Linked DNA regions of Mus musculus: all the other regions are linked to region 3. The links are chromatin loops, found by intact Hi-C in ENCODE. Cell type or tissue: gastrocnemius. All regions are shown on one strand. Each heading gives the region's core, and the rest is flanking DNA. Links, peaks and the distances in the headings are about the cores only.

Evidence for each region. Peaks named below come from ENCODE experiments on the same cell type or tissue, not always from the same donor. Only the 100,000 strongest peaks of a DNase experiment are listed, where the experiment ranks them.
Region 1: a loop joins it to region 3, with 3 times the contacts of the local background. A loop is called at or near these places in 10 of 42 quality-filtered maps.
Region 2: it touches region 3 in a loop (4-fold over the local background); 5 of 42 quality-filtered maps call a loop at or near these places.

The regions. Positions count from the first base shown.
Region 1 is chr3:41,223,451-41,233,987 of GRCm38, forward strand. No RefSeq gene overlaps it. Among named protein-coding and RNA genes, the nearest start is that of Gm40038, 55 kb to the left of the region's middle. In gastrocnemius, for the core only: a CTCF peak has its summit at 5,200 (motif pointing right); a DNase peak (open chromatin) is centred at 5,241; H3K4me3 peaks cover 506 bases; H3K27ac peaks cover 1,620 bases.
Region 2 is chr3:41,035,814-41,046,350 of GRCm38, forward strand. It overlaps a transcript of Larp1b not described here. Among named protein-coding and RNA genes, the nearest start is that of Gm42437, 14 kb to the left of the region's middle. In gastrocnemius, for the core only: CTCF peaks have their summits at 6,535 (motif pointing right) and 6,736 (motif pointing left); DNase peaks (open chromatin) are centred at 5,633 and 6,627.
Region 3 is chr3:41,595,384-41,605,920 of GRCm38, forward strand. It overlaps Jade1 (jade family PHD finger 1), which reads left to right. Exons shown (of 11, transcript NM_001130184.1): 6 at 1,232-1,443; 7 at 4,639-4,806; 8 at 5,984-6,100; 9 at 9,087-9,608. Among named protein-coding and RNA genes, the nearest start is that of Jade1, 45 kb to the left of the region's middle. In gastrocnemius, for the core only: CTCF peaks have their summits at 4,548 (motif pointing left), 5,629 (motif pointing right) and 5,828; DNase peaks (open chromatin) are centred at 4,611 and 5,026; H3K27ac peaks cover 1,240 bases.

The DNA.
Region 1 (10,537 bases), core at 4,119-6,618, 370 kb before region 3:
CTCACAATACCCCTGACACAACTCACAGACCATCTGAAGCTCAACAAGAAGGAACACCAGAGTGTGCATGCTTCAGTCCCACTTAGAAGGGGGAACAAAATAATCATAAGAGGTAGTGGGAGGGAGGAGGGGGAGGGGAAAAGGTGGGGCAGAATCAGGTATGGGAAGAGACAGGAGAGAAGTCCAGAGGGTCAGGAAAATGAATAGGAATAAGTAGCAATAGCGGGTGGGGAACTAGAAAGTTCCAGATACCAGGGAATTGAGAGGTTCCCAGGACCCAACTGGGATGACATTAGCCAAAATTCACAAGAAGCTCTTCGGTAAATTTCTCACTGACATCACCACAAGCAGAGCTCAGCAACTCAATGTAAGGTGACCAATATGTGTGTGTCATTAGCAAAGAATAATGAGGCAGAGCAAAGCAAGCCAAGGCTCGAACTCCCATTGTCTGTGGGGTCATACTTACATTCCTTCATCACGTGTCTGCTAAAGCAAAGCATCCCTTCACCTGTGTCTGCTTTAGTAAAACATCCTTTCACCTGTGTGCCCCAGCAAAACACCATTTGACATAACTTTCCAAAGAAACCAGAGGTTTCCATTTTATGTTTTAGAAAAAGGGATATTCGTAGACTATTATAATGTTTGACATTCTAATAGTATATATTCCTAAGATATTGTGCTGGCTGCCCCACCCCCACCCATGGTTTCTCTGTGTAGTCTTGGCTGTTCTGGAACTCACTCATTAGACCAGGCTGGACTTCAACTTAGAGATCTGCCTGCCTGTGCCTGCTGAGTGCTGGGAATAAAGGTGTGCGGCTTTGTGTTGGCTAGCTTTATGTCAACTTGACACAAGATATTTGAGAGGAGGGAACATCAATTGTGTCCAGATGATTGGACTGTAGGCAAGCCTATAGGGTATTTTCTTAGTGATTGATGTGGGAGGCCCAGCCTATTTTTGGTGGTGCCATCCCTGGGCTGGTTGTCCTGGGTTCTCTAAGAAAGCAGGCTGAGCAGGCCAGAGGAAGCAAGCTAGTAAGTAGCACTCCTTTATTGGCCTCTGCATCAGTTCCTGCCTCTAGGTTCCTGCCTTGTTTGAATTCCTGTCCTGATTTCTTTCAATAATCAACAATTATGTAGAAGCTTAAGCCAAATAAACTCTTTCCTCCTGAAGTTATTTTTGGTCACAGTATTTATCACAGTTACAATAATCCTAACTAGGGCATAAGTCTTTTATATATTGTATGCATGTAAGAATTCTCATAAGAAAAATTAATTGACCTATTTTTACTTCCAATGCTATACCTGAAGACACTTCTGGGACTTTTTAAATTTAATTTATTTTTTTTTTGCAGTTTTTAAAAAAAATATTCTTTAATCTTTTTTCACAGTCCAGACTTTATCCACTTCCTGTTCATCCTCCCAGTGTTCTGCATTTCACACCTCCTCCTCCTCCCCCTCACCTGGTCTACCCCACCCCACGTGACCTCCCCACTCCCCGGGGCCTCAAGTCTCTCAAGGATTAGGTACATCTTCTCTGACTGAGCCCAGACCCTGCAAGTCCTCTGCTGTATAGGTGTCAGGGACCTCGTATCAACTGGTGTATGCTGCCTGGTTAGTGGCTCACTGTCTGAAAGATCCTGGGAGCCAGGTTAATTAAGACCACTGGTTTTCCTACAGGGTTTCCCTCCTCAGCTTCCAGCTTTTCCCTAATTTAGCCACAAGTGGCCAGCAACTTCTGTCCATTGGTTGGGCGCAAGTATCTGCATCTGACTTTCAGCTGCTTGCTGGGCCTTTCAGAGGGCAGTCATGATAGATCAATGTTTGATGAATTCTTTGAACATTTTGTGTCCTATGTTTTGACCTCCCAGGTCCACCTCTGCCTCCATACCTCCCAGCTTTGTGTCCTTTTTAAAAGATTCAATAGGCCATTGACTCCAGTGTGTGCTGTCCATACATTTCTGGGTTTTAAGAGTCTAGGACCCAATCATATCTGCCTCAGAGATGAAGATCACTGGTTAAGAATGGTTCACTCTGAGAACCAAACCCGACAGTTTCCTTCAGTCCAACTTACAGCTTAATCTTTGTGTGCCGATTATACAGGAAAGTTGACTTGTAATTTGAGTTAGAGCCACATGAGACACACATCAGGTCCCTGACATGGGTGTTAGCAAGGCTTGTCAGCCCACTGCTCTAGAGAGCACGGACAAAATTTACAAAAATGCCCACGTTTGCTGAATGGGATGTGCCTTATCCACCGCTTCTCACTTGGAACTAAATAAACAGGCTTGTTCTTAATAGTCAGTCCTCCTTATCCACAACTTCTCTATCTGAGGGATCAACTAGGTGGAGGAGGAGGAAGAGGAGGAGGAGGCGATGGAGGAGGAGAAGGATGAAGAAGAGGAGGAGGAGGTGGTGGAGGAGGAGAAGGAAGAGGAGGACGAAAAGGAGGAGGAGGAAGAGATGGAAAAAGGAGAGCAGATGCTTGGCATGTATAGTACCCCCTAGTGATTTGCACAGCATTTACACTGTGTTATAAGGAACCAAGAGAAAGGATGTGGAAAATTGTGTGTCCCTTATACACAAATATTCCATTTCATATATGGATTTGAGCTTTGATGGGTTTTAGTATGTGCTGGGGTGCTGGAACCTATCCTCCAGGGATGCTGAGAGATGTGTGTGTGTGTGTGTGTGTGTGTGTGTGTGTGTGTGTACGTGTGTGTGTTGGAGATCAAGCACAGGTCTTTGCTTATGGGCTGCACCGCAGAGCAACGCCCCGACCCCACTCTGAGATAACAGGAGACACTCCTGAGATTTGAAACTCAGAAAACTCTTGTGTAAATGCCTCTTTATTATTTTTTTTGCATGTGTATGTGTGTTGTATGAATGCTTTTTTTTTGAATGTTCACATCCATGTGCATGTAAGGTTCAAAAGTTGATACCAGGTGTCTTCCTGACTGTTTCCTCCGTGTTCCCTGAAGCAGGTCCTTGATGGGTCCAGAGCTCATCAATATTGCCTATCATAGCTCCCTTCAGTGTTCTGGAGACCCTGTCTCTGTCTCCCAAGTGCCAGGATTAAAGGTGACTAGGTGACTATTTTACCCGTCTGGCTTTAATGTGGGTTCTGTGGATCCAAACTCCGGCCCTCACAAACGCACAGGGGCAGTTTGTCCACCGAGTCACCTTCTCAGTCCCCAAAGCCAGTGTTTCTTCTCCAACTGAAAGGCTTCCACTTATCTCCTGGGTTGGATGCATCTCGGTCCCAGAGCTGTAGCCATCTCTTTTCTATACATTTCCTGAAGCCGAAAAGAAAGACAAGCATGGCTTAATAAAGCCACAGCAGGGGTCTGAAGAATCAGCGAGTGCCCACTGATGCCCATAGGGGCAACTTGGAGCCAAGCCACTCCATGGAAGACCTTCTGCAGGTAGTTATTTTTGGATAACAATCTAAGATGTGTCAAAGCAGAAACAGAAATAACTGGAGGCAGAAACCATGGCTTGCTGCCTTGAAGTCATGTGTGTCCTATGGTTGATTTCAGCTTTTTTGTGACACGGTCAAAAGATCTCAGGATTTAATGCCTCTCTTCGCACAATCTCTCTCCCCTGGGGACGAGGGAACTGGGCCAAAACATTCTATAGAACCAGCACTCTAAGCAGCAGCCTCTATAGCAACAGAACAGGTAGGGAACAGCTGCAGTGGTTTCTGTCCAATTTTCCTTCCAAATAATCCAGATATCTAAGAGATAAGAAAACACAAATACCAAAAATCTCACTAGAATTCTGGATTAACGACAGCTCTGTCTTGTCTCCATTTTGATACACCAGCTGATAATTGGACTATAGCTGGGTCTAAAAATAACACACAGTATATTAAAATAATATTCCTAGGCTACATTTCCAAAGTGGTATTCTGGGACTTCTGTGCATTAATCCTGTAACAATAACAGGATTTGTGCTTTCACCTCCCCTGGCGTAGCTTTGAAAATCTAGCCCAAAGCAGCTAACATTGCTGTTTAAATCTTCCTTTCACATCTGCAGGGAAATGTGGAGATTAAAAAAAATATATGACAAGCCAACAGCTAAAATGACCTATACTTGGGAGAATCAGAGAAACACCTATTTCCTCTCAGGAACTGGGCCAATCAATATAAATATTTCAAAAGGACCATCATGCAATGAAAGCCTTGGAATTTGTATCCTACTTCAGAACACCCTAGATATTTCCAATGTGGACACATCCAGTTTTCCACTGGGGAGGGGGATGTTGTGATGGCTGAGCTGGGATGCTCTCCAGTGAATGAGTACAGGAGACTGTATTTATGTGTGCCTGTGTGGGTGTATACATGCATGTTAGTGTGTATATGAGCCTCTGTGTGTGTGTGTATTAAAGAAAGAGAGGATATGTGTGTGTGTGTGTATATATATATATATATATATATATATATATATTTATATATTTGAATGAATACATGAGCCCTGTGTGCATGTATGCTTGGGTATATGTGTATGTATATATGTGTGAACATCTGTGTGTGCTTCTGCATATATATGTATATATGTATATGTGTGTATGTATATATATATATGAGAGAGAGAGAGAGAGAGAGAAAGAAAATATATATCTTTGTGTGTATGAGCCTCTGTGTATATGTGCCTGTATGTATCTGTATGAGAGTAAAATTGAGCCTATGTGTATGTACCCCAAAATGTGTATATAAGATTGTGTGTGTATGTGTATGTCTGAGTGCATGTGTGTGAGTGGATGTGTGTCTGTGTGTGTAAGGATGGGAAAGAAGGCTGCCATTACTCTCTATGTTGAAACTTAGGTGAATCTCGGGGATTAGGTGTTACTGCTCACAGTGGCTAAGAAACTGCACATCCTAAAATCTGCACACAGTTCTAAATTGAAGCTCTAAATAGCACTGGATTGAAGTGACAGGAGTGTTTCGACAATACCATTAATTGCATTCCACTAATTGAGAAGAGCTTTTGTGCAGTTAGGTTTGTGGTGGGCTGGATTTAGTCATTTAGGTGCCCCTCAGGCTGCCTCTGCTTTCCGCCTGCCATGCCTTTGAAATTCTAAAAAGGAAAAGAAGGCCAACATGCAGAGCAATTATTTCAGAACAGATTGCCCGGTAACATTTCATATTATCACTGAAATCCATCCTTTCTGGGACAGAGTCTTGCTCTGGCCATGAACATCCAAGAGATGGCAGCACCCCTGCTCTGATGACTGGCTGTGTCCCTCCAGACAGCTCACCGCAGAGGTCTTGTCATTGCGTCACCTGAAAGCCAGTTTAGAGGGTGGAGGTGGGGGAGGCATAGCATTCTCAGCTCTCAGTTCTTCTGGAGAGTTCCGGAAACAGGCGCGTTGACTGTTTGAAACGTATTTGAAAAGGGTTTCTTTTTTTTTCCCCTTGAAATCCCCTGTTCTGTGCCATATCTTTCTAAGACCACTTAGGTGTTCCCTGGCTTTCTCCTGGAGGGAGGAAGGAAGATCTGCAGTTGCCAGGGATCCCCTGAGCCTTATTTTCAATTCCTGTCCTTCCTTTTTATAAACATGGGGAGGTGGGAATTGCATTATTAGCAATTGCGCTTTGAACATGTATGTGTTCAAGGCACTTAGCTCAGCATTGAGAATGTGACACAGCCTACATCAGGACAGCTTTTTTTCTTCCCCACCGACTCTCTCAGCAACCCTTCTCCCAATCTCCTGCTAAAAATATTCTGCAGAGCAAATAGATGTTGAGACAGCGTCAAACCCTGCAGGAATGAGTGACAGTATAACCTGCCATGCTAAGTATCAGATGCCTGACACGAAAAGCATTTGCTGACATACACGAGGGAGCGTCAAGGCTGGGTAGACAGGTCAGCGTCTAGGTCTCTGGGACCCACCCTTCTTCATGTATCCTGCCTGAATATTTGGAGAGCAATTGCTGGGACACACTGAGGTGGCCTGCTGACAGGGTTTTGAACGTGATTCAGGGGCAAGACTGTTATGGATAACTAGTGTCCCATGGCAGGCCACAGCACCTAGGACCTAGGGCCAACTCAGGGACTTCCTATGTCCACCTTATCCATTACAGAGGCTAGGACTCTGTGTCCATCATTGTGGGATCCCACTTGACTTGGCTTTGACCCAGCATCTTCTCATTGGCTCATTTCTTCAGCCTTGTGACCTCAACAATCTGTCCTCAGTCCAGGAACACGGCCACATGGTTTGTGTTTCCTGTATACAGCGTTTCAGTGTCTGATCTATGAAGCTGTTACTCAATGACTACACACTCAAGATTTCCAGTTGATGGTCAGGGCAAGGAGGAAGAGGAGAATGAACTGGCACACTACACATCTGTCTGTAGAGAGCTTTGGAGCCAGGCCACCAGAGGAATGCTGCCCAAGCATCATCACCTTCAGAAAGAGCTGCCCTTCTTCTCAGGAGGAATGTTGAAGACACTGGCAAATTACTGAGAGTGATAATGTTCTCCCAGGCTCAGCAATGGTGGGCACCCTGCTATCATTCTCTGACGGGTTTCTCAGACTTGAGGACAGTTGAACTCTTTAAATATCTGTCTGTCTATCTATCTATCTATCTATCTATCTATCTATCTATCTATCTATCTATCTATCCATCCATCCATCCATCCATCCATCCATCCATCCATCCATCCATCCATCTATCTATCTATCTATCTATCTATCTATCTATCTATCTATCTATCTATCTATCTATCTATCTATCTATCATCTATATCTATCTATCTATCTATCTATCTATCTATCTATCTATCTATCTATCTATCTATCTATCTATCTATCTATCATCTCTATCTATCTATCTATCTATCTATCTATCTATCTATCTATCTATCTATCTATCTATCTATCTGTGTGTGCCTGCTTGTTTGTATGTGCATTACATGTATCAATGTGCTCTTGGAGGCTAGAAGAGGGTATTGGATACCCTGTAACTGGAGTTACAGGTATTTGTAAGCTGCTGCGTGGATGCTGGGACCCAAATGTTGGTCCTCTGCAAGAGCAGCAACTATTCTTAGTCACTGAACCACCTTTGCACAGCCCAGAGGGTTGAACTTTTTTTTTTTTTTCCTTTTTTGGTTTTTTGAGACAGGGTTTCTCTGTGTAGCCCTGGCTGTCCTGGAACTCACTTTGTAGACCACGCTGGCCTCGAACTCAGGAATACTCCTGCCTCTGCCTCCCAAGTGCTGGGATTAAAGGCATGTGCCACCACTGCCTGGCCTGAGGCTTGAACTCTTAACTCTCCATGTTTGTGGAAATTCAGTCATCCACAATCATCTAGTCTTCAATGATTCCAGACAGCTGAAGTGCAGAACCTCTGTTTTAACTGTGGTGGCATGTAACTTTGCACAACATGTGTTTGTTTGGGTTGGGAGAGATTAGATACCAGTCTCTGTGTAATAAGCAAATCTTCCTCAGTGACACTTAATACTTTGTTTAAGAGACAGGTCGAATACTACTGCTCGGTGCCCATGGTGAATATGGCAATCAGTGCATTGGTTGTTGCCCAGTGAGTTGGCCACAGCCCTGGCTGGTAGAGCCAAGCCATCTGGAGCAGGGGCACACAGTTCATGGTAGACACAGGCCAGAGAGATGCTATGGCCTCATGGCCCTGCTCTGCTTTCCTCCAGGCATCTCCTTGTCATGCCGAGGGACTCTGGCAAAGCAAGGCAGGCCCCACAGACAGAGTGTTAGTGTTTGGTCTTTTCCACTTGCACCCCAGGACTGGGAAGTGCTCTCTTCTCCTCAGCTACTTGTCTTGAGAATCTGAACACCCCGCCTCTATTCCTTCATTCAGAGCCAGTGTCAGCCATAGATGCCAACAGGAACATATGGTCTGTGACATGAGCACAGATTGTGGTTAGGTCTTCAGAGGTGACAAAAGTCGCCAAGTACACCTGCAGAACCTTCTGTGGACAGTGAATTTGGTCACCCATCCTGTTGCTTTGCAGTATTACACGGATCATTGTCTAAAGATTTTTATTACCTGTTGTCTCCAGTTGAAAGTTTGAATGGAATAGGTGGATTATGAGTTCTATGATAGAAAGAAATAGAGTGTTCTAGCCTCTTCTCTCTTCCTGGCATGTCTAACTCAAGGGTCTTCCACTTGCTCATTGTTTCACTCCCAGTAGCTTCTCAGTCAGCCACGATCAGGGATATGGGAAGTTCTAGAGATGAATAATTTATATTTGAAGTTATACGCCACTCTGGGTGGCTTTGTGGAATCTCGTATCACCATTGCATCCTGTCGGGAACACGAGTCATTTAGGCCAAGTGATCTGTTCGCCCCACTGTGGGGTAGCCACTGTGCTATCAGACTGTGCCCATAGAGGAGTCTGAAGGCTCTGCTATCATCTGAAGCATCAGTCATCCAGGGGTGATCTTGGAACATGGCCCTCTCAGAGAAGTGGATGATCACTGTGCAAACAGTGTTCACCTAATGAATCTCAATTTCATGTCAGCTCAGGAGACTTCTCACATAGTTCCCTGTGATTTAGAGCCTTCTCAGTGAGCAGTTGAAAGTGTATAGATTTATTATGCCCAGTCTGATGACACTGATCTCATGCCCACTTCAGGAAGAACCCTTCAAGACATTTGCCTGTGGGCTCGGAAGAGGCCAGGACAGTTCAACCTTTGATCTCATGCTGTGCTCCCCTTAGTTACGTCTCCAATAGACTCCCCCTACCTGGAGGAGAAATGAAGTCATACTGGGATAACAACAACTTCCAAAGCTTCGTGGAGCATCTACTTGGCTGAGCAGCTTTGAGACCCAATTGGTGGATTGTTTGCCATCTCGGTCTGTGTTCCAGGAGTGACACACATCACATCTGGTATTTCCTTTGCCAAACTAAGACATGGGCCAGTTTGATCTTAAGAAGGTAGAGGAGTGAAGTGTTTGTAGAGCCCTGGGAAGAAGAGAATCAGGTTGTGGACATATATACAGAACTGCTGCACCTCCTTGGAAGATTCAGAAGTTGCCTCTATGCAGTCCCTTCTTGAATGACAGACCTTTATGCTTTTGGGTTCACAGGGACTGAAAACAAAAATCGACCTAAAGATGATTTATGTCATTAAAATGGCCTCATTCTTTTGTGTAAATGTCAAGGTTTTCCACTTGATCAAAGTCACCAGTTGTAGTACATCCTAATGCCATCTGTCACATGGGGGCACATGTCTTTCTAGTGTGGGGGCCTGCTCATGTTTCTAACGCTTGCAGAACCTCACAGAATCAGTTGCTATAGAGCGGTGTGCCACTTCAGAGCCCAGCTATGGTGATTCAGTCTTTACTCCCTGTCCCATGGCTGGCAAGACCTTTGGTCACAAAGCATGGCCTCAAGTTCTGAAAATCAGGCTGGAACCACCCACCATACCTAATCTAGTCCTGTTTTCCTCACTGGCTCCACAGCTCTCCTAAAAACACCCACAGGAAGCAGATGTGTGCAGGTGGGTGCATGACAGAGGTCAGTGTTGGGTGTCTTCTGTTGCTCTCCATCTTACTTTTGAGGACAGGGTCTTTTACTGAGTCTGTAGCTCTTGAGTTTGATCAGACAGGCTCATCTGTGAATCCCAGGAATACTGCATGCTAAGGTTACTTTACATGGGTGCTGGAGATCCAAACTCAGACCCTCGTGGCTGCACAGCCAGCCCTTTATCCAGTAAACCTTCTCCCCAGGCCCTGGAAACTCACTCTTAAGTATAAGGACATTGGCAAGGAAATGTCCCTCTAACCCAAGCCAGTGGCCCATCATTATGATTCCCCAGCTAGGCATCAGCAATGGACTGATTGAAGGCCTTGGCTTTAAGGTCTGAACAGTGGTTCAAGTCCAGTCGTGCTACCTTGGAAGAGCCAGCTTGCCTCTCTGAACCAACACCGGCAAAGTTAAGGTAAACACACTCATCCCCAGAATGAAGCTTCCTGTTGCTGTTGATAAAATGCAGCTCCCATAGTTGGCTCTCAGCTGTGGGGACTTGAGTGCTCTCAACAAAGACAGTGTCTGGGCAAGTCTGTGTACCCCAAGCTGAGAACGTCTTCCCTCCTTTTCTGCTTGCTAATTAAGAGTCATAAGGAAAATGCTGACGAGCTTCGCCCTGCCTTCTGTGCTATAGCTGGAGGGCTGTTCTGACTTTGCCTGACAAATGGCTAACCAGCCGCTCCCACCAAGCCCAGCTCAACTGCTCAGCACCGACAGCCCCAGATTTGCCAGCAGCATCTTATAAGCTTGTCACTATTTGCTTACTCGGTGACAGTGTTTTTGTTCAGCGAGCATCTCTGAGATTTCACCCGTCAGGGTGTATCTGTTTCCTTCAAAATGCCAAGATGCCATCCAATGCCATTCTCTCAGAGCACATGGGAGCAGCGGCCATCTCCAAGTGAGACTGGGAGTCCTTGGCATTTGTTGTGTTCTAGTGCAGGTGAGGTAGGATGCTGTCTTTACAAACAGGTAGGGCACACAAGGGCTCTATTAAGTGTCATGAACTTTGAAGTTGCTTTATAAACTACTCTGCA
Region 2 (10,537 bases), core at 5,428-7,927, 560 kb before region 3:
AAATTTCAGAAAAGAAATTTTTAAGGATTTTCAAGAAGAAACCAAAAAAGACTACGAATCTGGTAAAACAAACAGCCACTCTCTTTGGAAGTTGTAGACTTGAATTGGTCAATGAATAAGAAAGGAAAGCTGGCCAGATGACTCAGTGGGTAAAGGCGCTTGGCATCAAACCTGGCAAGCTCCCTGTAACCCCATGAAGTGCAAGGAAGGAACCTGCTTTGGAAAGAACCTTCCCACATGTGCATCTTTGCCTGCATATACTTGCATGTCCACACATGTGTGCACACGCACAGATACACACACACACAAACACACATGCAATTTAAACAAGAAAGGAATCGGCAGGTTTTTGTCTTTGGGACAAATCATTTAAGATAGCCCTCTGTTGTAGTTCTTGCTGAGGGTGGGGTAGCTACCATGCAGCGAAAAGGCTCCTCCAGTGAGGTGCCTTACCTTACACAGGTATGTGTCAACATTAACTTCCCAACAAACATGGCTGCTCACTGGTGGTCCTTCTCACGAGCATAATAAGGTTGCTTGGCAAGGTAAAATTATACCACGAGGAGTGTAAGCTATGGTCTGAGTCCCTATCCCTTTCTCAGTAGCCATGTGACATAGGCCAGTTCCTCGACCTTGCCAGCTCCCGTGTTCCCATCTGCAATGCTGACAGGAGGAGCTATCCGCCCAGGCTAGGTACATGTGGTTCAGATTGTTCGATATTTGATAAAAACCTAAGGAGTATCTGTTCTATAGTAAGCAATCAGTAGATGTTAACTGCTACCATTGCTCATTCATTGTATGTGGTTTATTGCTGGTGAGATCCTGTGCACAATAGAGTTGTTAGTTCCATATAGCATATATTCTTTTGTTATTAAGGCCAGCTATATGGACTGGAAAAATTTTGGGCCTATCTGGAATATTCTCAATCTAAGACCCAGCCTGTCGACCCGAAACTTCAGGAATACCTCAGCCGTTTTAAAAAGTTAGAAGACTTCCGTGTTGATGTAAGTTTTAATTTCTTTTCTCTATTGTTTTTATCACTTGTATTACTTTATAACTTAACCAATTTTCATAATGTTAATCTTAAATTTGGGGGTGTTAATTTTGAACTTTTGACATTGAACTTTGAAAACAGGCACAAGAATAGTAAGAAAATTACCATATACTTTCTTCATTTTGATTTCACAAAAATGGGGGATAGAGAGATAGCCCAGTTGGTAAAGAACTTGCCAAACCTACAGCAGGTATCCCCAGCATCCATGGGAAAGCTGAGCACAGTTGAGTGTTCATCTGTAACCCTGACACTGGGGAGAGAGCATGGAAGCAGAGACAGGTGTATTCTTGATGCTCAATGGCCGGCCAGCCTACCCCAATCCATGAGTTCCAGGTGTAGTGAAAGACCCTATCTCCAAAGATAGGGTGGAGGCTGACAGAAGAAGATGTCTGACACCAACTTCTTGTCTCCACATGAACTCCCACACAGACACATGCACACTCATGAACACACACACACACACACACACACACACACAGAATTTCCCAAATGGGAACGTATCACATAATAATACAGTTGTCAGTGCATTTGAATTTGATGCATAGCCATACTTACATGGTTTCTAGACTGATGAGATGTACTAGAACTGTAAAACCTTTTCCGTCAGTTTTGTCTAGTTTAGCTTTGAACCGTTTTCTGTGCTAAGGACTGAGCTAAGGGCTTGCTTGTACATGCTGAGCAAGTGGTCACTACTAAGCTGTGTCCTCACCCAAGCTTTTTACCTTCTCTTTCAAAGATTATTTTATTTGAGCATGTGTGTGAGTACGTATGGCAACAGAATCCTCTTCTTCCTCCTCCTCCTTCTCTTCCTCCTCCTCTTCCTTCTCCTTCCTCCCCCTCCTTCTCCCTCCTCCCCCTCCTCCCCCCTTTTCCTCTTCCCTTTCCTCCCCCTCCTCCCTGTCCTCTTCTTCCTCCCCTCTCTTTTTTATTTGCTCTGTTGTTGTTTTGTTTTGTTTTTGTTTTTCAAGACAGGGTTTTCTTTGTGCAGCCAGTCCTAGAGTTTGCTCTCTGCAGGCCAGGCTGGCTTTGAACTCACAAATATCCACCTGCCTCTGCCTCTAGAGTGCAGCAATTCTCTACTTTTTAATGTGCTTTTATCCATATAGCTTTTTATATAGTGTGTGAATGATATATGCATTTGGAGGTTCTTCAAAATAAATTTAGAGTCAGGGCTAAGCCTAGTGTGCATGTTGCTCTGGGTCCGATGGGTCCCTGGCATCAAAAAGTAATGCAAGACTGTTATTAAGTGGTGGGTACTTTAATTGGTTTGATTTCAAGTGGAAACCAAAAGGTTAAATCAAGAAAATAACTACAAAAAAGGGAAGTGAGGAGAGGGGAACCCTAAAAAGTAGAAAAGATGTTATGCTTGCCACAAACATAGACCCTCAGTTCTAAATACAGCAGAGGAGAGGGGAAGATGGTTATTATTTTAATTTATTTTTCAGATTAAAGAATATTAGTCTAACTATATACAGTTAGATTTATAACTGCAAAACTGAAACAGACTCCAAAGCAGACATTTTCAATTCCTGCTTGCATTATAAATGGATTTAACTTTCATATCCTCAATAATACTGTCTAGTCACTACAGCACAGGAATCCTGAGTGAAATGTCACACCGGCCGTGGGCTGTTTGACCTGGCATCTTTTCCCCCTTTCTGGTTCCATTCAGCTGTTGTTTAGCCATCGGACACTGGAGAAGCCTACAACAGGAGCTTGGTGGTGAGGAAGGGACTAGAATGGAAATGCATCCAAGAAGCTAAAGGAAGACCAGTGAAGAAGTGGCCTCATTGAACCATTTTCTTAGAGGAAGGGCTCTGTATTGCACCCTGATCATAGCCTGGCCAGAGACATAGGGGAAGCTTCTTAGGTTTGTGCTGACTGAACAAGCTAGCCCCAGTGTGCCGAGGAAATGTAAATGTACTCCTGTGAGTTGCTGTAAGAATGTATTATCCTGCTAGAGTCTCTAAGCACCAATGGGGATGCCCTGGTTAGAAAGTCTGGCTTAGACGCAGAGGGGAGTAGTGAAAATGTCTGCTCTGCTGTCTTTCGTGCCTTGCAGCTCCCTTCTAGTGAGGAATTTGGAAGACAAAGACATTCATCTACTTCTGGGGAGGAGAGGATTCACCATACACTTCCTCCACCAAGTGCTGCTGAGCCTGCATCTGCAGGGAACTGCAGTCCCAAGGACGGTGTCCAGGGGAAATCCACAGGAGCCCAGTGACAACTCACAGTGACAGTGCCGCCTTGGCCTCTAGGGTTGAAGTACCAGGGAAGTAGATACGTACACAAACGTCGTGTATTCTTGAAATCAACATTGGCTTCAATGTGTATGTGGATAGATCTTCTGATGTTTAATTGTGATAATCAGAAAAACAAAAAGGAAAAAAATTGTAGTCTTTTTTTTCCCTAGCAACATGAACTCCACATGTTTTCCCTGATTCTACAAACAAGGTCTGCTTGACGTCAGGGGATCCCATGGCGTCTTTGCCATCACGCTTTCTTGACTGTTTACAAGAACAAAATTGCTTTATTTATTACGCTTAAACACACATGTTGCGGCACATGGAATACCTGACATTTCAGCTCATCCCTCTTACAGGAGATACAGTGTATTGTATTCATCTCTTCTGTATAACTCTCAGTCAGTTGTCTCCCTGTCAATCCATGTTTGAACATATCAAAAAGCAAGGGAAGGTTATGTATATAGGTCTTAACTTCAGAAATGGAGATGAAACATACATTTATTTTATTCTTGTATATACATAATTAGAAGGAAAGTTTCTTTTTCTTTCTTCCTTTCTTTATTCCCTTCTTCCCTTCTCTCTCTCTCTCTCTCTCTCTCTCTCTCTCTCTCTCTCTCTCATACACACACACACACACACACACACACACAACAAAGGAATGCATAGCAGACTGTAGCTGTAGTGAGGCCTGTGGGTCTGGACACTGCTTTTCCCAAGTCAGAGGCAGTTGCAGCTGCTGTGTAGATGTGGAACTTTCTGAACTGGCATAAGCTGGGTGTGTATACTCAGGCCGATGGATTCTACAGAAGCTTGCACGTATGCTTGAAAACTGCGTTTTACTGGAATAGTTGTGTAAATAAATGAATTTGTTTTGAATGTGCTTGCTGTTTACATGTGCATGTGGGTGTTTCAGTCACACACTGGTCACCTAGTGTTTCCATTTCGTTTCTCTTTGTCTTGTCCTATACTCATAATTGTTTTCAAGTGATGTAATAAATTGATTTTTAATTCTTAGTGCTATTGTAACTGATGTAAATAAATAATAGTTTTAGTTTTGTGGAATTTAAAAAATAAATTATTTTGAATCATCTGAATCAACTTTTAAACTTTATTCATGCTCTATTCACAATGCTGTCGTGTTTGAATTCTACTAGGCTCAGTTGTCATTATGTTTCATTAATGAAGTTCCAGTGACGAAGTTCGTAGGTTCATTTGTACTGAGCACAGCATGATTCAGAAGTACTTTATCGCACGAGCAGAAATACCCAGTCTCAATGACGGCATTGATTATCGTCTTTTTTGAGGAGACTGGAGAGGTTATCTTGTTCTTATAAGTTACATATTAAAATATTTCCTGAGGATGTAACTCAGTGGAAGAGCACTTACCAGGCATTTATCAGGCCCTGAGTTCAATCCTCACCACTGGGGGAAAAATAAACCTAAAGTACATAGATACAGTGATGTCGCTGAAGCAAAAGCTTGCATAGCACTGTGAGGCCCGGACTGCATCCCTAACAGAAAAGGGAAAGTGGGAGAACGGGAGAGAAGCAGGAAAGGAAGGAAAACATAAGGAAAAAGACAGAGATAGCCAATCTTTTGAGAAAGGGTTGTTGATTCATAAACAATTTTTCATTAGGTTGTCATGCATACTAATAACACAGTTTATAATGTCTACTAATGTGACAGTTTTGAAGTTTTAACTTTAGAAAGCAACTTTAAGTATCCCCCCCCAAAAAAAAAGGGGGGGAAGGGTGCCAAACAAGCTGCGGTCTTGTAGACGTAAGTGGGGGTTTTCTAAGCCAGTAATTTTGTTCAGGTAATGATGTATTATTATCTATGGAGGTGCAGTCAGTTTATAATACATAGTTTATTTTGCATATACATGTACTTTGAGAAATTCAGAAAAGCTCGAAAAAGAAAATAACCTTTTTTTTTTAAAGAAAGAAACAAAATTGGTATTATGCTACACATACGGAATTTTAAAGTGCTGGTTTTTACTCAGAGCTGTTGCCTTGTAATGACTGTTACATTTTTATATGGTAACCTTCATTAGTTACACAGTGTCCCATCTCCAGAGGTTTACATTCAAAGTGTCAGCTGGATATCGGGGCTCAGTGGTATGTGCTTCCTTCCATCCTTGTGAGCAGCAGTTACAAGTTTTCCTCTCCATTAAAATGGGGGGGGGGGTTTGGATTGTTTTCATCTTCTTGTCCTGTAATCATTTTTTACACTTTTGGGACACATGCCACAGTGAACACGTGGAGGTCAAAGGACAACTCGCAGAAGGCACTTGTCCTCACAGTGTGGGTCGGGGGGATTGAACTCAGGTCATCGGGGTTGGCTGGCAGGGCCTTTACTTTGTGAACTGTCTTGCTGGCCTATTGCCATCTTGCTCAGGTTACTGAGTGAGAACTTGCTCTGTCTGTTGATTGTATTCTTTGTAGATTGCTTGGTCGTGTCTCTTCTTGTCCTTAGGGGGAATGTTTATATTCATTGATTAATTTATTTGGCATTTACCTCACCAACAATATTGACCCCGTGCTGTCTGATCTTATGTTTAAGTACATTTTTAAGCCATTTATTTATTTTTATTTTCTGCTCTTTGGTGTTTTGCCTGCAAGTATGTCTGAAGATGGCAGATCCCTGAAACTGGAGTTACAGATGGTTGTGAGGTGCCATGTGGTTGCTGGGAATTGAACCCAGGTTCTCTGGAAGAGCAGCCAGTGTTCTTAACTGCTGAGCCATCTCTCCAGCCCCAAGTACATTTTTTTGATAAAAGTTAAAAATTATGCCCCCCTTAATTCTAAATGTAAAACTTTAGCAGTAAAGAAATTGGCGTTTGATGAAAAGAAAATACTATAAACTGACTATGAATCTTAAGTGATCAGATCCACAATTTAAGTCCCTGGAGATCCTGCCCTTCCTTTCCTGGGACAGGCGTGGGGTCCAGCAGGTTGTGTAGCTGAAGACGGCCTTGCCTCCTGATCTTTGCCTCCTGATCTTCCTCTACTGATATGATCACTGTGGACCACCGTGTCTGGTGTAGCTTTGATTTTGATTTTTCTGAACTTGTTTTGAGAGCTGACACCTCGGCATTTCTGGCATTTTCTTAGCCTCTTGCTGTCATGCTGTGATGTTACCACTTTTTGTGTGTGCTCCATCTTTTCCTGCAACTAATTCCTTAGGCCCTAGAAACTCAGTTATTCTATTCTTTCATGGGAGACAGATCCAGTAGAATAATAGCCAATTGTATAACCACTAGATGGCAGAATAGGACATGTCAGAGCTATGGACTTGTGACATAGGAGTGTGTGTCTGTGTGTGTGTGTGTGTGTGTGTGTGTGTGTGTGTGTGTGTGTTTGGTGTGTGTGTGTTGAACTCTTACTCCATCTTGTGGTGATATAAAATTATATCAATGGCTTGAATTACTAATATTCATACATATATCCCTGTTATTAGTAAATTAGACTGAGCTATTTCATTGGATGATAGAGAAAACATTAAATTTTTGTTTACATGCCTGGCCAACACAGATTATATAGTTAAATCATTGGAAAAGAGGTCCTGCCCGGGACATGAGGAACCTAATAGTAAAGCATTCTCTTATGACATGTATCGCATTATCGCACAGCTAGGCAGCTAGGCAGGTGAAGGCTACTAGGGCTACAATCCTGAAGCAGGAAATCAAGGCCAAGTGCTCATTGGTAAGACTGTATTTTGTCCAATTAGTGGCTTCTGATGCAGACATGTCTAGGACTTAGATAAGTCCTCTGGGACATAATGGTTAGAAAAGAATAGACTCTCCACCCCCCCCCCCCCCAAAAAAAAAGATAAACCAAAAATGACCATTTTTATAACAGACTATTCAGAAATAATATTTTTTCTGGCATTAAGGTATGAAGAATTTGTTTCAGGCTTAATTAAGAACCATGCTGGCCTGCGGATGACTGGTTGGGAGTGGAAGCTACGCGAACAGATAAACAGTTTGAGTCCTTCAGACCCCACATCAGGCATTTCACGGCTGCTTGGATCTCCAGCTCTGGCTTCTGTGGTTACCTGCACACATGTGCACAGTAATAAGAATAAAATACTTTTTAAAAAGAATCATCTGTAGCCTTTTACTGTTTGCCAGTTTGGCTTTTAATTTTTTTTTTAAATATGGTATCAAGGATTGATCCAGAGCCTCTCTCTCTAGGCAAATGAATCCTCTACTCTTCCCTACATCAGCAGCCCTGCTTCCAATAACTTCTTTTCTCTTGGCCAATGAAGAAAGAGTTGGCTGATAGAATGCTTTCTAACAACACATATTGCTGCAGTAAGTTCTAAGCCAGAACGTGCCATTGCGTTTTGATTTTTCCAGGTGATTCTGAGGCTATGGACAATCTGTTTTTCAAAATGGTTGTTTTGTTTGTTTGAGACAGGGCCTCATTGTATAGAATAAGCTGGACTTGAATCTAACCAGTGCAGCCTCTGCATAGCCACAGCACCCACCCCCAAACACTCATGCACGCGCACACACACACACACACACACACACCCATAGTGTTTTAAAAGGTATTTGATTTTTATTAAAACGTAGATATCTCAGACCTGTAATGGTTAATGTCTAAATTGGTTTACAGTTGCCTGTCCCTAAGTATAATCTAAGGTATGGACTTTGAGAACACTCCACAAAAATTAGCAGACTACTGCAGTTTGAAGGTAAGACGCTAGCAGCTGCCATTGTGAAACTGCTCATCTGTGGAGTTCAGGCGCCTCGTGCTAAGTGACTGTCCTTCATCTACAAAGTCCTGCATATCTCGGGGTGTTGCCAGAACCCAAGCAGAGCAATTGACAGAGCACGTGAGATGGGGAGTCCCATGTATACAGCTGTTGAGACTAAGCGCTCACTGGCCAAGGCTCCCTTCCTCTAGGGAGTTACAAATGCTCATTGGAGTGTTCTGTGGAATCAAGAAACTTAAAGCCCCGGCTCTTTGTACTGTACTTGCCTACAGATAAGGTAGGACTGTTTTTCCTGTCTTGTTTGTGGAAGGTCCACTTGCTTATCAGAAGCAGGGCTGAACAGTCGACCAGGGTAAGTTCCAGGAAGTGTAGGTCCTGCGTTATGGATCTGAAACATTGCCACTCTCCGTGCCTGGCAGCTATTCTGCCTTGCTGTGACCCTCCAGGAGCTGGACATGAGACTGCCTTGCTGGGGCCTCTCCCATCCAGCTGTGGCCTCTCCCGTCCAGCTGGGGCTCCACACATTCCAGGCTGGACTTTCCCTGCTTTACAGAACTCGTATTTTTGTTCGCATTTGATAATTTGCCCCAGGAATTCATCGATAACTTCTACAACTTTTACAACAACTTCAACAGTAGCTGGTTTCCAGCACAGAAGTTGTCTTTTTATCCTCTGTAAATCAGGTTTACAGAGGTCAGCATGTACCCACCTTTTCCTCTACTTAGGCTGAAACCGATCAACAGACACCCTGACTGAGTCAGGACCAGCCCTAGCCTGCTTCATTCCCATTGTACTTTTTCATAAGCCTTGCTGGTGTTAATGTTCAAAATTATGGTAGAGTCCTTAAGGAGGCCCAGGTAAAGTCCCATGTGCTCTGTAGTTCGCTAGAAGAAAGAATTGTCTTTTCTCTCTTGAGTTAGGGTCTCGTGCAGCCTAACTTGAACTAATTGGCCTTGAACTTACTATTAGCTGAGCTGACCCTGAACTTCTGATCCTCCTGCCTCGACTTCCTGAATGTTGGCCTTATAAGCATGCATCACCACGATTTCCTCAAGTCTTCTCAATGTTCATAGATTACATAAAATACAAACTTGCCGTACTACATGGGCAGCATCTTCGCTTTAGAATATCAGTTTCCTAGAAACAATTTTTAGTGGCTGTTTCTGAAGCATTTTGTTCTCCCATCTTACCTGGGTTTGAACTACTCGTGCCTAAATCATGCAAGTACCAGCTCAGGTAGTCACATTCAAGGTGTTCTGAGGGAGAAGAATTATCAGGGGAGATATGGTCCAGGCAAAACTTAGTTTCTTGTCATAGTTGACCACCACAAGTAAGGGCCAGAAATGCTGTCTCTTCTGGCCACAGCTGTTTCCCACAAAGTATGAAGAGAAAAGGAAGAAAGAGAACACCTGAAATCCATGTGCCATGTACATGACATATCTTGTATAAATTCTTTTTTTTTTTTTTTTTTTTTTTCTGAGAGGGTTTCTCTGTATAGCCCTGGCTGTCCTGGAACTCACTTTGTAGACCAGGCTGGCCTAGAACTCAGAAAGCCGCCTGCCTCTGCCTCCCAAGTGCTGGGATTAAATTCTTAAACCGTGGAAAGGGAATGTATGAAGTCTTCTAAGCAGCACCATGACCTCTAAAACAGCAGGGGTGGAGAGGGCAAACAAGTGGCATGGGGATAGCAGTGTGCCTGCGGAAATCTTTCCAGGGGAGCATTCACAAGACTCGAGTTTGGCTGCTGTGTGCAATAGCAACAGTTTGGGTCTTTTATTGTAAGTTTTGTGTGACACACTTGTGATTCTGTCTTTGGAGTATCCTCAAACCAGAACCTGGCTACAGAGGCTGAAAAACAACTTCTGTGCTGGAAACTGGCTACTGTCAAAGTTTCTGAAGGACCAAAGGAAGACATCATAATATCTCACAGGTGTGTCAAAATCCTCCGTTTTGGCCAGTGAGATAGCTCTGTGTGTAAAGGTGCTAGCCAGAGCCTGACCTCCTGGGTGCAACCCCTAAAACCTCCATGGTGAATGGAAAGGATTGACCCCATGCATCGGCGTGTGGCCCTCTGACTGGCACATGCATCACACACATGTGCGCGCGCACACACACACACACACACACACACACACACACACAGAGGAGTGTGGAGGAGAAAAGGGAGGGGGATGGAGGAGAGAGAGAGATTAAGAGAGAGAATATCAGTGTAATACAACCCTCCCATTTAGTACTGGTGTGTTAGCCACACTTTTAATCTTAGGACTCAGGGGGCTGAGGCAGGAGGACTGCCCAAGTTCAGGGACAGCAGAGCTGGGCACATCTTAGAAACAGTGGTAGCAGCAGCAATGAAATGCCACCCTGTCTTACTGCTTTGGGTTGTCAAGTCAGCTTAGTTTAACAGAAGGTTTTAAATGGAGACTCTTCTCAAGGCAGCATAAAGCACTCCAGAAAAGATCATATGGACATTGATATTCCAAACCCACCCATTTCCACATCGTCAGCTTTCCTCGGC
Region 3 (10,537 bases), core at 3,606-6,105:
GCTCCCCTGGAGTTGAAGCTACAGGAGGTTGTGAGCTGCCCTACATTAGTGCTATGAACTGAAGTCTGGTTCTCTGAAAGAGCAGCAAGTGTTCTTAACTGCGGAGGCACCTTTCCAGCTCACCTCCAAAATCTTAAAACTTGAAAATGTGGTGGCTTTGCAATAACGTGTGTAAGCTATAGGCCTGAATTATATTTCTTCTCTTTTTCCCCCTTTCGCACCCCCCTTCCAGGTCCTAGTATAGCTTGTACTGGCCTGAAACTCATTACCATTATAGACTTCATGTATTGCAGGCATGAGCACTGTGCCGGACGCTGACTTTCTTTAGGACTCCTGTCTGTACAAGGGCTCTCCTTATAGGCAGTTGGGAGGACATCTGCAAATAGAAGAAAATAGCGCTTTCTCACCATTTCTGAGGCCACAGTAACCACTTTGTCTTTATTTTTTTCGTTTTTAAAGGCTTTATATTAATTACATATGTGTGTCTGGGTGTGTGCAGGTGCATGGGGAGGTCAGAAGAGAGTCTTCAGACCTCTGGGATCTGGAGTCACAGACAGGCAGCTGTAAGCATCCTGACAGGGGCTGGGAATCCAGCTCAGGTCCTTTGCTGTACCTGCTCTTGGCCACTGAGCCATCATCACCATCCCCCTTGCTCCCTCAAGGCATTTGCTGGTAGAAGGAAGTGTGTTGTATTTTATTTAACTCCTAGTGAGCTGACTTCTTTGCTCCAGACATTTCCTTGTGTTTGCCGCTCGTGGATCTAAATTTATGCATTTCAGTTTGGTGAATTCAAAGTGGGGAGGGATAAGTCAGTTAAAAACGTTAGGATGTTTGCTGTGAAATCTGCTTCAGGGAACTGTTTAAAGTAGCAAGAAAGAAAAGTTAAAACCAAAACAAAACCCAAACAGCAAAACCCAAGCAGCATAATATGTAGTCCTGTTCTCTGAGTCAGATCAGTGTCGGCAAGAGTGTGAAGGGGCGTTTAACAGGGCATGCATTTAATATCCTAGGATGCTGCGGAAGTTGTTTTGAGTTTTGCTTCTCTCTGTTGTGTCTTCCATAAGGAATGGAGGCGTTATCTGTGGACTGGCCTCAGAGTCACAGAGTAGCATTTTCTCTGGTGCTCAGTTACCTTTATTTATGTTTATTTGGGAGTTTAAACACGCCAGTGTCTTCGCTATAATTCTCACTGCGCACTTACTCAGGGGAGATCTGCGGTGTTTTCCTGCAGGGATGCCGGAGCTGGACGAGTACACCATGGAAAGGGTCTTGGAGGAATTCGAACAGCGATGCTATGACAATATGAATCATGCCATAGAGACAGAAGAGGGCTTGGGGATTGAATACGACGAAGACGTTGTCTGCGATGTCTGCCAGTCACCTGATGGCGAGGACGGCAACGAGATGGTGTTCTGTGACAAGTGTAACATCTGTGTGCACCAGGTGAGTGGGGCAGCAGAGCCCAGAGAGAGCTGGGTGCCGTTCTGGTGCTGAGCCTCTCAGCCAGCCTGTACTGCCTGGAGTCTAGGGTGGTTCTTCCTAATGGAGCCGCATCCCACAGTTGTGCTTTAGGAAAGTCTTACCTGACTGTAATCCCAGGGCATGGCTCTCTGCCTTTACTCCACGAAGGCACTGCGATTCAACTGGGAACACTGGAAACAAACCCGAGCAAAGGGTGCTTAAACTCTACGTTAGCTTTTAACTGCGGTGACTAAAACAACAGAAGCTGTCTCTGGAACTGGAGTTTTGTTCTTCCTTGTCTCTTCCTAGCTCATGGTGGATTCTTGTCAGTCCTTGGTGGTTGGCTTGCCCATTAGTCTTCACGATGTCTTCCCTGTGTGTCTGTCTAGATAGGGTTATCTTCTCACACAGTCCTGGTCCTGTTGGATTAGGTGCCTGCCTGCACAGTGTGGTCTCAGTTTACATAGTTGTGTGTCACAACTGTTTCTAAAGGTCCCGTTTTCAGGTGGTGGTGCGGTCCTAAAGTATCTTCTGGGGGATACAGGATAAACCATAGCGTTCATGTGTTTACGTATCAGCTTAGCTGTGGAAGGGGGTCAGGCACCCCTTTGACTTTTCGTCTTAGATTTTGGTTAGTTCTGTGTATGAATATTGTGCATGTGTATGTCTGTGCACCACCTAGAACGACTGGTGCCCAGAGGTCAGAAGAGCACGTCAGGGGTCTCCGCTGGAATTGGAGCTCTGCGATGGCTGTAAGACACTGCCTGTGCTGGGAACTCTGAGTAGTCAGTGCTCTTAACTGCTGAGCCGTCTCTGACTCCCTTTTCGTGAGCATTATTTCAAGGTGGCAGTAGACCCACCTTGGTGGGGGCTTGCTGTTGTCTTTTAGTGAAGGTAATTTAGAAAGCTTAAGCATAGATACAGGGGCCTTTTACCCCTCATGTAACTTAACAGATTTATTATTACTTTGTGGTGGTGTGTGTGTCTGTCTATCTGTCTGTCTGTGTGAATGCTGGAGGAAGTGAAAGTTGGATCCCCTCAGCTGGGCATATAGGTTGTGAGATATCTGATATAGGTGCTGTGAGCCACACTGGGGTCCTTGAAGGGCAGCAAGTGCCTTTAACCACACAGCTGTCTGTCTGTCGAGTTCTGTATTTGACTTTGAATGTGGTGGTCAAGTGATGTGGATTTGCGTGGGGACATGTGTACCAGGCAGTTTTGTGATTTAGAAAACTGTCCTGACGTACTTTTCTGTGAGGCCATCAGTGACTCTCGGAGAAAGTGGAAAGTTGCTTGTGTGACCTGAGCTCTGTGTTTTATTATTGTTCTTTAAAATAGCCCTGGCTGCCTGTATCTCAGTGTATAGGCCAGGATAGCCTCCAACTGAGATAATCCTCCTGCCTCTGCCGCTGAGTGCTGAGATCACACATACTCACTGCCACACTCAGAGATCTGGGTTACCCCTTTCTCTATAATTCACCTCTAGGGCTTTAGAAAACTCCATGGCTTCACCAGCGGTGGCCCCGTCTCAGCTCATCTTCACAGGGAACCCTGAGACGGACCTGTTTTGTATCTGGGCTTTGTGGTCCAGAGGGCGTCTTGCCCTGGAGTCCCTGTGGAGGTGTGTGTGATGGGAGGCCACACGACTGCCACTGTTGCTGCTGCCTCTCATTGACCTAGTGACCCTGAAGTCTTCTGACATTTGCTGTTACGAGATTTCTGCTTGAAATCCAGTTGTGCTCTGTGCTTCAGAAGTCTGTAAGCTGCCATCAGGGCTGTGTGCCAACACCTTAGCATGTGGGTGGCAGAGTTGGCCCTGATGACTTCCGCTTCTTCTGCTCTCGACACTTCACGCTCACTTTATTTTACTTTCCGTGAGATTCTTCATGGCTTGTCTTTAAGGCATACTTGATTAGTGTAGATGTGCCTTTCCAGTAAACGAGATCCTCGCTTCAAAGGGAGCTCTAGAACGCCATGGCGTTTGAAGCCCTCCTACTACTGTTGAGATCTGTAAGAACACTGCTTTGCTGGTAGACTTGTTGACCACTGCTCATTCGTGGCCGCGCGGAGCTCTCAGGACTGCGGTGTTACTGTTTCTTTGCTGAGCTCCGCTCTCATCCTTGTGTTTTCCTTCTTGTGTCCTGGGCGTTCGGATTTCATGGTGGCTGTGCTGTTTCTGCCTGGAGAAATAGAGCCAGGTTCCTGTGACTTCCGACTTGCAGTTCATTTAAGGATAACGTTGTGAACTGTCTGGGTTTTAAAGGGCTGTCTGAGCACACTCCCGGTACTACCATGGGTTTGTTTATTTACTCCCCTTATTGAAACATTTGCTTTTTCTTTCTTTAAACCAGCATAATGATTTCAGTTGTAAAAGCCTTAATTTCTGCAGTTTGGGTTGTCTTGTGTAATTTTGCCAACTTGTGCAAAACAGGCTTTGTTTTTAAACATCAGCGAAAGAAACCAAACTCTCATTTTGAAATGTCTCGCTCTTCTGCGGCTGTCTGTTCGCATGAACTCTGTTGGACTCCAGTAGGAGGAGTGTGTCCAGCTTGAGCAGCGAATGGTTGCCCAGCCACTATCACCTTGGCTTTGGTGCTTTGTTTTGCCTTCGTTCCGTGTCACGCCCATCATGAAAGCAGAGAGAGGTCTGTTGTACCCTCTTGAAGCCTGCAGCCAGGTTGGAGCATTGGCTGCTCAGTGGTTGGAACTGTCTTATGGCTGGGTCTCTTCCGCACCACAGCAACACTCGTTATTTTAGGATCCCTCTTGTCAAGTTCTTGGGACTTCCTGTGCTGAAGACACATGTGGCGTGTCTTTGGAGCTCAGGCACATGGGTGCTTGGAGGTGGGCTGGCATATTTCCTCGAGGGTCAGGATCACAGTTAGGTGGATATGGGCATGTCTACTTTGGTGTGGCTCTGTGAAAATCCTTCTAGATTGTTTTTCAGTTCACAAATAGGGGCTGGGCGATGCCTCGTAAGACTTGCTGACCGCCCTTCAAGAGAACAAAGGCTTGATTCCTAGATCCCACATTGGCTGCTTACAGCAGGCCATTACTCCAGTTCTAGGGGATCCAGCACCCTCTTTTGGCCTCTGTGGGCATTACACAGTGTGTGGCACAGTGATATATAGAGGCAAGACACCCATACACATAAATAACAAAGTTGTGGCCTTACAGGCTTGCTATGGGATCCTCAAGGTGCCAGAGGGCAGTTGGCTATGTCGTACATGTGCCCTGGGAGTTCAGCCAAAATGTTTGCTGTGTCCCAAGAAAGGCGGAGCTATGAAGCCGACCCGCAGCGGAACCAAGTGGGTCCACGTCAGCTGTGCCCTGTGGATCCCTGAGGTAAGCCTGCTTTCTGATAGCATCTTAATTGAGACAGTCCTGGTTTCCTGCTGGGGTTGGGTAGGTGGGAGTGAGTGACTCACAGGCAGCAGTAGAGCTGCTGGGTCCCCTCTGTCCCCAAGCTGATCCTGAGCAGAGCGGGTCTGTGGAGGGGCTTCCTGGAGGCAGCAGTGGCCTGGTGTCCACAAATAGCCCCACTTTTCCATTTCTGGAAACCCTCACGTAGATGACAGCACTCACAGGCCAGGCCTGGCACCTTCACGGCTCTGTCCTGAGGGTAGCCATGCTACTGTCCCTGCCAGTTTGTGTTTGCCAAACTCCGAGTGCAGTACCACAGTGCCCTAGGTCACACTTCTGTGAGCTTTATTTAAATTCTTCCTCGGCTTCCACCTTGTTAATTTCAGGTCTGCTCTAATTTATTTCCAGTCCCAGACCTTAACTAATTTAATTTGCATGGCTTGTGATGAGAATATCATTTGTCATTTAAATTCCAGTATTTTTGGTGTGTGATTTGCTGCATTTTTTTTCCCTCCAGAGGAAAATTGCCTGGGTATGATTTACATGGGAGTTTCACTGGATCTTTTGGTTTAATATTAACCAGTTTGCAGTTCATTATTCCATATTTATCTTGCTAGATTTTTACTTTTAATATAGTTATGTGTTCTGATGTAATACTATTAAATATAGTTTATCTCTTTGCTCATTCTATTATTTAAATATGTTTACAATGGGTTTTTAGTCCTTAAAAATTCTTGTCAATCTAAAGTCTTTTTTTAAAAAAGATTTTATTTATTTGATATATATGATGTACTGTAGCTGTCTTGAGACACACCAGTAGAGGGCATCAGATCCCATTACAGATGGTTGTGAGCCATCATGTGGTTACTGGGAATTGAACTCAGGACCTCTGGAAGAACAGCCAGTGCTCTTAACCTCTGAGCCATCTCTCCAGCCCCTAGCCTTGTTACGATAAGATAGATGTTTTTGCTATCAGATACTTGAAAGAAGTGAAAACTTGTAGAGAGGTCTATAAAGACTGGCAAGCTGGTATCAATGGGGGCTGATCTCTGGGCTCTGCTGCTGCTAGTCCAGAGCTGGGCCCTGGGGCTAGCCCTCAGGTCTGTGTTACGACTCTGATTATCCGTGTCATGCCCATCTGGCTATTTTGGATCTTTAGGTAAGCATTGGCAGCCCTGAGAAGATGGAGCCCATCACAAAAGTGTCTCACATTCCCAGCAGCCGGTGGGCGCTTGTGTGCAGCCTCTGCAATGAGAAATTCGGGGCCTCCATACAGGTAACAATGGCTCAGTAAGCGTAGCTTTGTTTTCCTCCTCTGTGTGCTAGGGAGCAGGGTGGGGGAGGAGGCTCTACACAGCATTCATTGGAGGGTTAGGAGGAGGAAGGTTATCTGGAAATCTGCCTGGGTTTGGAGGCAGTTCCAGTTTGTCTGGCCTAAGCCTAGTAGAGTCCTCTTCTTTTCATAAGCAGACATTCCTGGTAAGAACCGAGGCTTAGATACTCTTGACTGTGGCACTTGAGTTGTCTAGCCTTCCACTGTAGTCTCATTACCACAGACCAGTCTCACAGACCAGAAGTCCTCAGGGCTCCCTGCTGGGGATGCCTGTAGCTGAGGTAGGTGTTGGGCAGGCCTCTGCTTTTACACCGGGAGGGAGTCTGGAGCACACACACACTGCTGCCCTAGTGAACCAGCCAGCATGTAAAAGGCTGATTGATTGCATTTACATGGCCAGGTACAGGTAAGTACAGAAAGTCACGAGGTATGCAGAGTTAATGGGAAAATGGTATCTGTGTGTTGTCTGAAACTCTTGAGTAATTGATTTCTGGGGTTCATTCATTCATTGATATCTAGTCGGTTATGATTTGAGGCCTAGAACACTGTGTTGAAGGTTAATTTGGACTCCAGCAGGGACCCAAGTAGGCCTCAGATTCTTCAGTTTTTGGTTTGTCTGTTTGCTTTTGTTTGTTTGTTTGTTGTTGAAATCTGGTGGACAGAAACACTGTTTGGGCAGCTTCTTTCAATATAGAGAATACAACAGGTACAGGCATGACTTGACAAGTGTGGCCCTGGCTTTAAAACAGTTTCTTCATTTGGTGGAATATGCTATATTTTGGTTGAGCAATGATTCTTTGAGTAAGGTGCCCAAACCACTGACTGGTATTATATCCCCTCCCCTCCCCTCCCCCCTCCCCCTTTTTTTCCTCTTTATTTTGGTTTTTCACGACAGGGTTTCTCTGTAACTCTGGCTGTCTTTAAACTCATTTTGTAGACCAGGCTGGCCTTGAACTCAAGAGGTCGGCTCGCCTCTGCCTCACCAGTGCTGGGATTAAAGGTGGGCTCTTTTCACTTTCTTAACAAGCCTTGAGTGGTTTGACTTTTCACTGTTATGGTTTCTACTGCTGTTCAGGCATTAGTAAAAAATACCAGGGCAGGCACTGGGCAGCTGAGATTTGGCTTTGGGGATCTTAAAGATATGATTTTTGTTGTTGTTGTTGTTAGTAGAATCTGTTGAAAACTAAAATGAATTTGGGCAGAAGGAATCGAGGAGAGGTCAAAAAGGACTTGCGTGTCTGGCGTGTGTGGGAGGATGGCAGTTCCTGTGCCTGGGTTAGCTGCTCTGAGCACATCAACCCTGCTCCTTAGCTGATGTTTCGTGGGAGGCAAACTCGAGCCCTGTCTATTTTTCAAGGAGAGACACTCTTAAGGACATTTATGTTGCCACTGATCTCTGTCCCCAGAGCATTAATTTGAAGAAGGGGCCAAGGAAGGCAGATGACGTTTCATATCTTAACAAAATAAATAGATTGATTTTTATTAAAGAGAACTCCTCTCAGAAATGTCTGCAGCTGGGAAGACTAGTTTGTTTCTGTAACATCTGTTTGCTGAGTCAACCCGAATAGGAACACCCAGAGGAAGGCCGTTTGGCATCTTTTCAAAGTCCCGTATAAGTACTCTGCTGCAGCTCATTTCTCTTTAAGGTTCGAAGGCCTGGGTTAAGTGTAGTTTAAGGCAGACGCAGACTGCACCTCAGTCACCTGCTCCCGCTCTACTTCCCGCTCGGCTTCCTGCTGTGTGGAGAAACAGTGTGTCTTCATGAGAGTGGCCAGGTGTGTCTGCGTGTGTTCTGCCACCAGAGCTGATTGCTTTCACAGGCTTCTTGTAATTGAGGTTATTTATAAAGGTACAGATTAAGCATGGTGCATAGGCTTTCGGTGATTGGAATTGGCGGTGGTGAAGGGGCTGCGGTTGTACAGTAAAGGATTAGATTGTGGCTGGCACTGAAGTGCATCTTAAACGCTGAAGTGATGAGGGGGAAACCCAACTCCAGTCTCTACTCTGTGGTATGTGATGGCAGGGTCTGTTGAATGAGTTTAATTAAGCTTTTCAGCTGGCCTGGAGCACAAGCTCCTTGGTTGTCTGTGCAGCCTGGCATGCCCCAGGGATCCCTTGGCCTCACACAATACAGTTGCTTTTAAGGGACTGGCTTCAGCCTCCAAGAGGTACCTCTTTCTAGGGATTTGCTCAGTGAGATCAGACACGAGAAGTTAATCACTTTGCTCCTGCTGGCCAGAGGCTTGTATCTGGATCAAAGGCACTAAATTGTAGCCCTGTGCAGGCGGGGAGTGAGCAGGGTGTTCAGTGCATCTTGATGAGGCCTGGCCTCTGTGCTGACTTCCTTGGGGCCTAAAGGAAGGGAGCGTCTGCAGCAGGGAGACCTTTCTCCATCCTTCCTGAACTGGGCTCTTGTCTCTCCTTCTTTTCCTCTGGCGTGATCCCTAGATGCTACTTCCATGCTGCTTGTGTTTACCTTCCTGAGTTGGGACCTTTTCCCGCTGGGGGTTGCACTGAGGATTCACAGTCTTTTAAAACTGATCAGGAATGTGTGCACTGAGGACATTGCTATTCACAGTTTTTATAAAACTGCGTTCAAGTCGTGGAGAACTAAATTAAGGCCTCAGAGTATGCGCTGTACATAGAGTGCATTCGCTTGGGGATTGTGCCACCCTCCCCAACAGGAGCCAGTTGTACAGCCCTCCCCCTCCCCTGCTCTGAGATTTCAGTGCTGTGATTGTTTCAAGCAAGTTATAGTTTGCTCTCTGAAAGCTTTACCCTACATTGTGCCCTGACGTTCCTTCAAACCTGTTCATCTTTGTAAAGCTTTTCTGTCTCATTGAGTGTTTCTTTGTCATCATATGGGGTGGCCAGCAGTGGGGGCTCTTGTTGCCACCGCTCTGTAACTGTCTCCCTGTGTTGTTTGCAGTGCTCTGTGAAGAACTGCCGGACAGCCTTCCACGTGACTTGTGCTTTTGACCGTGGCCTGGAGATGAAGACCATATTGGCAGAGAATGATGAAGTCAAATTCAAGTCCTACTGCCCAAAGCACAGCTCACACAGGAAACCCGAGGAGGGCCTGGGTGAAGGAGCAGCCCAGGAGAATGGGGCCCCTGAGAGTTCTCCCCAGAGCCCTCTGGAGCCCTATGGTAGTCTGGAGCCGAATCGAGAGGAGGCCCACCGGGTGAGTGTTCGCAAGCAGAAGCTACAGCAGCTGGAGGATGAGTTCTACACCTTTGTCAACCTGCTGGATGTGGCCAGGGCGCTGCGGCTGCCTGAGGAAGTGGTGGATTTCCTGTACCAGTACTGGAAGTTGAAGAGGAAGATCAACTTCAACAAGCCCCTCATCACCCCAAAGAAAGACGAAGAGGACAATCTAGCCAAGCGGGAGCAGGATGTCTTGTTTAGGAGGCTGCAGCTGTTCACGCACCTGCGGCAGGACCTGGAGAGGGTAATGATTGACACCGACACCTTATAATGACTTAGAGAAGAAGATGTAAAGAGGCGGGCACTTGCCTAGAGATGATAGCCAGTCATTACTCTCAGATCCTTGTACACACTACAGCATGAGGTCATGTTGGTTAAACATATTTATGGGCTGGTAAACTCACTGCATTGTGCAAGACTGCCAGTGTGGGAGTTGCTTTGTGATTATTTCTCCTGTTAATCTTTACTGTTCTCCAAGATCAGATGGGGTGTATCTTCATCCCCTATTCCCTTGTCCTTATAGAGCTGGAGGGAATGGAGCACCAGGAACATGACCAAGGGCTTAACTCAGCAGTTTAGAGCCTGGTTTTGAGAACTGGGATGTATCTGAGTTATGGGGGATGGGGCAGCGGCAGGAATATTCCTTGTTTAACCTGGGGAGACATTTCCTAGGTGCTGATGAAGGGCTCGTTAGAGAGAGCCAAGCACTGCCTCCCATTGGCTCATCTTTGCTTCTAGGCTAATCCACAGGGGCATTCCCAGCTCTGTTGTGGAGAAGAACAGGCTGCAGGTGCTCATGTGTGTGCATGGACTTATATACACCTATTACAGAAGACAGTCTTGGCAGTGAGGTGCTAAGTCATCACAGAGGTTGTGCACATACAGAGTACGATTGTGTGTGGCGCGCATCCCTCTCTGGGTGATGTCTGCGTGTGGTGTGATTCCTGGTGCACAGGGCATTGGGTATGTCTGTGGAGCCCTTAGCAATCTCAGTACACTGCATACATAGACACACACGTGTTTATCACACTCCTGGGTTGCTGATTAAGTGGCTGTTGGCTGCCTGGAGCCTCAGCTGCTGGCACTCCCCTCAGCTGTTTGCTGCTTGGTGCCTCCCCCACTCTCCATTACCTCTGGAGTCCCCGGCTGGACCTTTTTTCCTGCTGCAGGAAT